Regions from separate parts of the Mus musculus genome. Here region 1 is linked to region 2. Evidence: chromatin loops called from intact Hi-C (ENCODE). Cell type or tissue: left cerebral cortex. All regions are shown on one strand. Links, peaks and the distances in the headings refer to the core of each region. The heading gives the core; the rest is flanking DNA.

The links. Peaks named below come from ENCODE experiments on the same cell type or tissue, not always from the same donor. Only the 100,000 strongest peaks of a DNase experiment are listed, where the experiment ranks them.
Region 1: a loop joins it to region 2, with 2.1 times the contacts of the local background. A loop is called at or near these places in 3 of 42 quality-filtered maps.

What each region holds. Positions count from the first base shown.
Region 1 is chr2:57,386,555-57,389,474 of GRCm38, forward strand. No RefSeq gene overlaps it. Among named protein-coding and RNA genes, the nearest start is that of Gpd2, 150 kb to the left of the region's middle. In left cerebral cortex, for the core only: no CTCF peak of the experiment used is centred there; a DNase peak (open chromatin) is centred at 1,593.
Region 2 is chr2:57,697,379-57,700,298 of GRCm38, forward strand. No RefSeq gene overlaps it. Among named protein-coding and RNA genes, the nearest start is that of Gm25388, 45 kb to the left of the region's middle. In left cerebral cortex, for the core only: a CTCF peak has its summit at 1,624 (motif pointing left); a DNase peak (open chromatin) is centred at 1,567; H3K4me3 peaks cover 384 bases.

The DNA.
Region 1 (2,920 bases), core at 132-2,631, 310 kb before region 2:
AATCTGTCTCAACTGGCACCACTCTCTGATGACTAAGCATTCAAATACGTGGGCTTATGGGGGCCATATTTTTTCAAACCTCTACAATCATTAAGAAAATGCCTCACAGGCCAATCTGATGAAGGCATTTTCTCAATCTAGGTTCCCTCTTCCCTGATGACCCTAACTTGTGTCAAGTTGACAATACGAGGAACAGACAACAGCCATATTACTAGCCAGGTATGTATTTGAAATCTGATGATTTATGGTGTCTTCTTTCTCAAGCTCAACACAGCCCCTTCACCAGTCCCGAAGGCAGCAGTGCTTGGAGCCGTCTCACTTAACAGCTGTGCCGCTTTGCAAACTGAACACTCCCTTTTCATTTGGGGTACAACATCACAGAACATACATTATTTATAAATACCCTAAATTATACATATTTCTGCATCAAATAAAAGTGGATAAAATCTGAATGAATCCTCAAAATTATTCCCTTTCTAACATTCTCCTAGATTCCCAAGACAGATGCAGCATAAACTGTATTGTGTCATAAGCTGAGGAAATCTTTGCAATATTTTCCAAACTCTGCCAGTCCAGCTAAGGGAATAAATCTGCTCTCTGCATTCACTCCTTTGCAACCCCTATAGTTAGTCTGTTGGTGTACTAAACCCTTTCTTCCTGTAAATACTTCCCCTGGTTGTCCCTTCATTTGAATCCAGGGTTTATCTGGGTTTCCGACATTTCCATCCCTATAACTATTTCTAGAACACTTTCAAGCACACTGACACATCCCAATGGCTACTCATGGTAGTCTCCCTCAGAAAGGCCATTCTTTTAAACTAATGACTTCAGTCTCTCACATCCTCAGAAGCCTACAGCACCTTCTTGACAAGATGAGAAGATAGTTTGCAATCTGCTATCTGTCTTTGAGTCCAGGGTCCCTAAATTGCCCTTTACCACAGTGACAAAGAATCAGGGCCGGGTCACACTATCACTTTCTGCTTGTCTTTACACATTGATTGTTCTTGCAGCTTAAGCAGTTCCTCTTGTCTATATACATACGTTATATACATTAGTATATTTTACATTCTTCCTCAAATGTTAACCCTTAGTCCAAAGTCTTTCTCCTAACTACTAAATTTCTCTTCCTTATAATCTAGCAAACCTTGATTTCGCTTGTCTTGTGGTCATAATCAGGTGTGATTGTACCCTCTCCTGATAGGAAACCATGTTTTCTTGGTTAAGGATTATCTAGCTGTTCCCAGTCAAGAGCTTCAGTGCAGTATTGCTCAGGAAATGCGGACTGAACTGAGAGAAGTTTGAGTCGCATCCTAGAGCAGCAGGTGCCTGCACAGCAGTTTTCCCAAGTACAATCTCGGCTGCTCTGTGCACCGAGTTCTGTTCTGCTCAGCAATTGGAAGAAAGACCCCAGGGTCACATTCTGGGCATAGTGAAAGGTATCCATGGAGACAGGGATTTGCCCTGGGAAAGCTTTCCTAAGGAAAGAGCTTGCTTACAACCCCCCACCAGAACACCACACTCTTTTGGAGTTTGCACACAGGAGGTTTTGCAGGCTCTGTGTAGTGTTTCTGTTTTCCAGTTTCCCATAATGCGGAGACTGCGGGGGCAAGGTTGGAAAGGAGGCAAACACCCCGTTTCTTGCATAAGCATATGCTGGAAGCCTCCCTGGCCTCTAGAGAAGGGAAAGAGCCAGGCTCAGTGTGTGATGCTAAAAGATTCAAAGGAAAAGAAAGAAAATAGACAGCACATTTTTATAAAATTAAAACTCGTAGGATGTCTAGGAATTCAAAACACTTTTATTGCCTTAAAAAACGTAACATGACAGTGGCTCTATGTCTGCCTTTTTTCCTGGTAACATAAATGGGAATAAAGGCCACTTCTTGTCTCTTGATGCTGGGCATCCCACTTGTTATTAGTAACACAGGCTTATATTGTAGCCCACATCATGCCTAATTACAGCTGTTCTTTATAAGCAACTAAGCAAGCTGGGTAGATAGTGTCAATTCAGATCTTGACTATCGGGTAAACACTAGAGAGCTACGAACCTAACACTCAAGGAGGATGGCTCTTCAAGCAAATGGTAAAGACACGTCCCTCTCCCCCAACCATGTCGATTCTGTTGTGTTGCCTTGAACTCAGTAATAAGAAGGGAAGAAAGAGGCTGCCACTACCAGAATATTCTCTAAAAGTGGAGAGAGAAGAGTCAAAGTGACTGTAGGCTTTTGTTTCACTAAATGTCAAAGGTTGCTAAAATATTCTGAAATACAAATGAGAAAAGATGAAATGGAAACTTGGGGAGTGGAGCATTATGTCATTTTATCTGAATCTCATTCAGTGATGTCTCTTTCTCCTTTGGACATTATTTGTTATTTCTAAGCCCCCACTCTTCCCTGAATACCATGCCCATGAAAATAAAACAAATGAGAATTACAAATGAATGTAGGAAAAAAAGACCAAAGGAATATATATATGTGATTCATTTATGTTATTACTTTATGTACCATTACAAAATTTTTCTAAAATTAAAATCTATAAGAATAATTAAAACTTTGCTAAAATCTCATTGTCTGGAGACAAACACAATAATATTTTCAACAAATAATTTTCTATAGAATATTTTTTAGCAATTTATATATCATACATCTTTTTCTTATTGTAAGCACACATGCTTTATATTTTTGCTAATCCTATCCTTACATATCTAGTGAAATGTACAATGCTGCCCATTATAAAATTTTTCTCAAATGGAATGTCATATACTCTGTAATATTAGTCAAATAGAAGCTGATTTGGCCGTTTTAGCTTGATTGTTATAGCAGTTTTTATATAATCATTGGCCATTTGGATTTAATTCAGTTTGAATTGCCTCCCCCACCTCCCATGTGTGTGTGTGTGTTGAGTCAGATTCTCACAATATAGT
Region 2 (2,920 bases), core at 286-2,785:
GGAATACTATTCATTAAAGAGCACTTTCAATAAAATAGAATCTCTATTTTTTTTAATGAATATTTGAGAAAGAAAATACAATCTTGGGTTCAGAAACCTGCAAGACAGTTATTATTCTTTTAATAATGTAGACTGTCTCATGTACATACACGGAGAGTTGTAGGGGAAGGAAGCAGAAATGAGACTGTGGGCTTTAACTCAGAGGAAATGAAAGCACAGAGCCACTGTAAACGAAGTCAATGTTAAATAAGGATTTCCTGGGAGCGCCTACAGCAGCCATGGCTTGCTTTGGGTTTTATTGATGTCCCAAGGATGATAGATTCTACTTAAATCTTTGAAGCCCAGTTAAATATAAGAACACGAGGCACTTTAGAAACTGAAAAACACCATTAGGCTCTTCTAAGCCCTCCACTTCCTTCAAGAATTTATCACTCTGAACCTAGTTCTTTTTTTTTTTTTTTTTTTTGTTTAATTTATTTTTTAGTTTTAATGATGATGAGGTTTATACCTTTTTTTTGATTTTTGGTTCTGATAAAATGACTAGTGACAGCTTTGTAGAAAATGAGATCAGTGTTATTTAATGCTCAAGAAAAATGTCTACAGCCTTTTCTTTTTAATAAACTTTAAACATGAATCACTAATAAAAACAAAAGCAAGATTAGTGTTATACATAAGGGTAAACATGTATATGTAGGGAAATGAGCTAGGAGGTGTTTTAAACGTGGAAGCAGGTTGCTCTAGTGGCAATGTACCGCAGGGACTTAAGAGAGCAAAAGCACTCTCCAGAGAGTCCCTTCTTTCACCAAAAACACCCCAGGAATTCTCCTCCTCTAACAAGCCGTCCAGGGAAGAGCTAAATTGTACTTTCCAAGAAACAATCAGATCACAAGTCTTTAAAGGAGCGACAAAATAAATAAAATACATAAAACCCTAAAGCAGAAGCAGGATAAGGTTAAGACACGCCATCCTTTTTAAAGAAAAGAACTAACACCAATTTAGCATCTTCCTGAAGAAAGCAAGTTTTTCATAAAGGCCTGAATTGACAGGGGGTTGAACAAAACCAACCCGAGACTCCACAAAAGAAACCGACTGCCAGTTAACCAGTTATCATCTGCATCCTGGTATTAGTTTCCACTCATGTCTTAGCTAATAGAACAAGGGCTAATTTTCAAGTAAGTTTCCTGAAAACAATTTCCCCCACCCCCGACTTTGGCTTTTCTGTTTGGTTACCCGTGGAGAGCAAGAATAGACACTTTGCTGACCGAATGTTTGGGAATAGGAGGATAGTAGACACGCCTTTCAACATTTCATAAAGCAGGCTGTTTTTCCTCTTGTCTATCAATGGCATAGAGAAAAGAGCAGAATTACAGAGACAGCTTTTCCGCCCGCGTGTGCCAGTCACGCATGGAGTGAAAGGCATTACCCTTTAAACAATTTGGGAGTGGATGGCGTTAATAGGTAGGACAGATAGTTACAAAGTCCAGATTAACTACAAAGCGCAGAGACATGTGCAAACTTGTTATGCGGTGAAAGGGAACAGACAGAGGCGATTATTTACCATTCTGGGGACCCAGTTGGAGCAGAGCGAGGAGGTTCCGCACAGCAACATTGCCCTCTTTTGGTAAAACAGGGCATACTGTGTTTACCTCACTGGCAGGTGAAAGCATTTCTTCAGGACACAGAAATTTTCCACTGCAAGAAAAATGACACAAACTAACCCAAAACAGAGCATGGAGCAAGAAGGAGATGACTTCTGTGTCTAGAAAACTGACAACAATCTCAACAGTAAAGAGCCGACGGGACGTGCTAACAAAGAAACCTCGAGACCCCAGTCTTTCTGTGGTCCCTTTTCAGCGACAGGGGGATTATTTACTCCTTAATTTATCCTTGACAGCTTCAAGTCTTCTCCAATAAAATCAGAATCATGTAGGAGTCAGATTGTGACCAAATAAAGCAAGCGCTAATTCTTTTGAAGCCCACCCCCTTCCCCTCTTATGCTTCAATATGCAGTCTGTCCTCAGGCAGCGGGAGCTGAAGTCACTCAATAGAGCCCTTTAGTCAGCAAGCATTTTGTGCTTTCTGGTTCTAAGGACTCTGCAGTGATTTAGAGCAGTGAAGGAAAGGGGGCTTGATTACATCAACAAAGGGAGAAGGCGCTGCCAAGGCAAGAAATAAAGTTAACCTAATTACTTTTACTCAAGTTGAAGGCACCCTCACCACTCTATCAATAAGAATAATTTCAGCCTTGTCACTGCTTCTAATCTTCTTTCTGTTGTAAGTTAGAGGATGGCTCTTGCCAAACCCTTATTATAGGAATTTTCTAATTAAAACTTTAGGTATATAGAGATACCCACCACAAATGCAGATGGGCTGAGCCAGTTTAGAACGGTGTGCTATTCTCTCTCCAGGACTCTACATCACCGTCCTTGCTAAAACATTTGTGAGGGATGACACCTGTCTTTTATTGATCCTGGTCCTTTTAGGGGCCAGGTCAAAGCAAGGTCATTATGTTTCTTTAATAGTTTTTGAGAACATTGACTTCACAAAAGAGGGAGAATACTAACTCCTGTTTTTCATTTGTTTGTTTATTACTCCCTAAATATAATACCAGGTAAGACGACAATGCTTCTCTGAAAGTGAAAAGTTAACTGTAAACTAAGTAATTCCATTCTTGAGATGTCCTTTTCAGCTTTTTTTTTTCCACCCTCTTTTCACTCTTGTGGCTTAGAAAGTCCACATCACTATATTAGGACCATTTTCAAAGCAGAGATTTTAAAAAAAAAAAATTAAAATTTAATGCTTACCTCAAATTTTCTTGATTTATGTGCAAGAAAAAAAAAACAAAAACAAAAACAAATAAACGACCCCCCCCCCAATGTGTGACTTACTACAGTAGCTGAGAACAGTTCTAAATAAAACT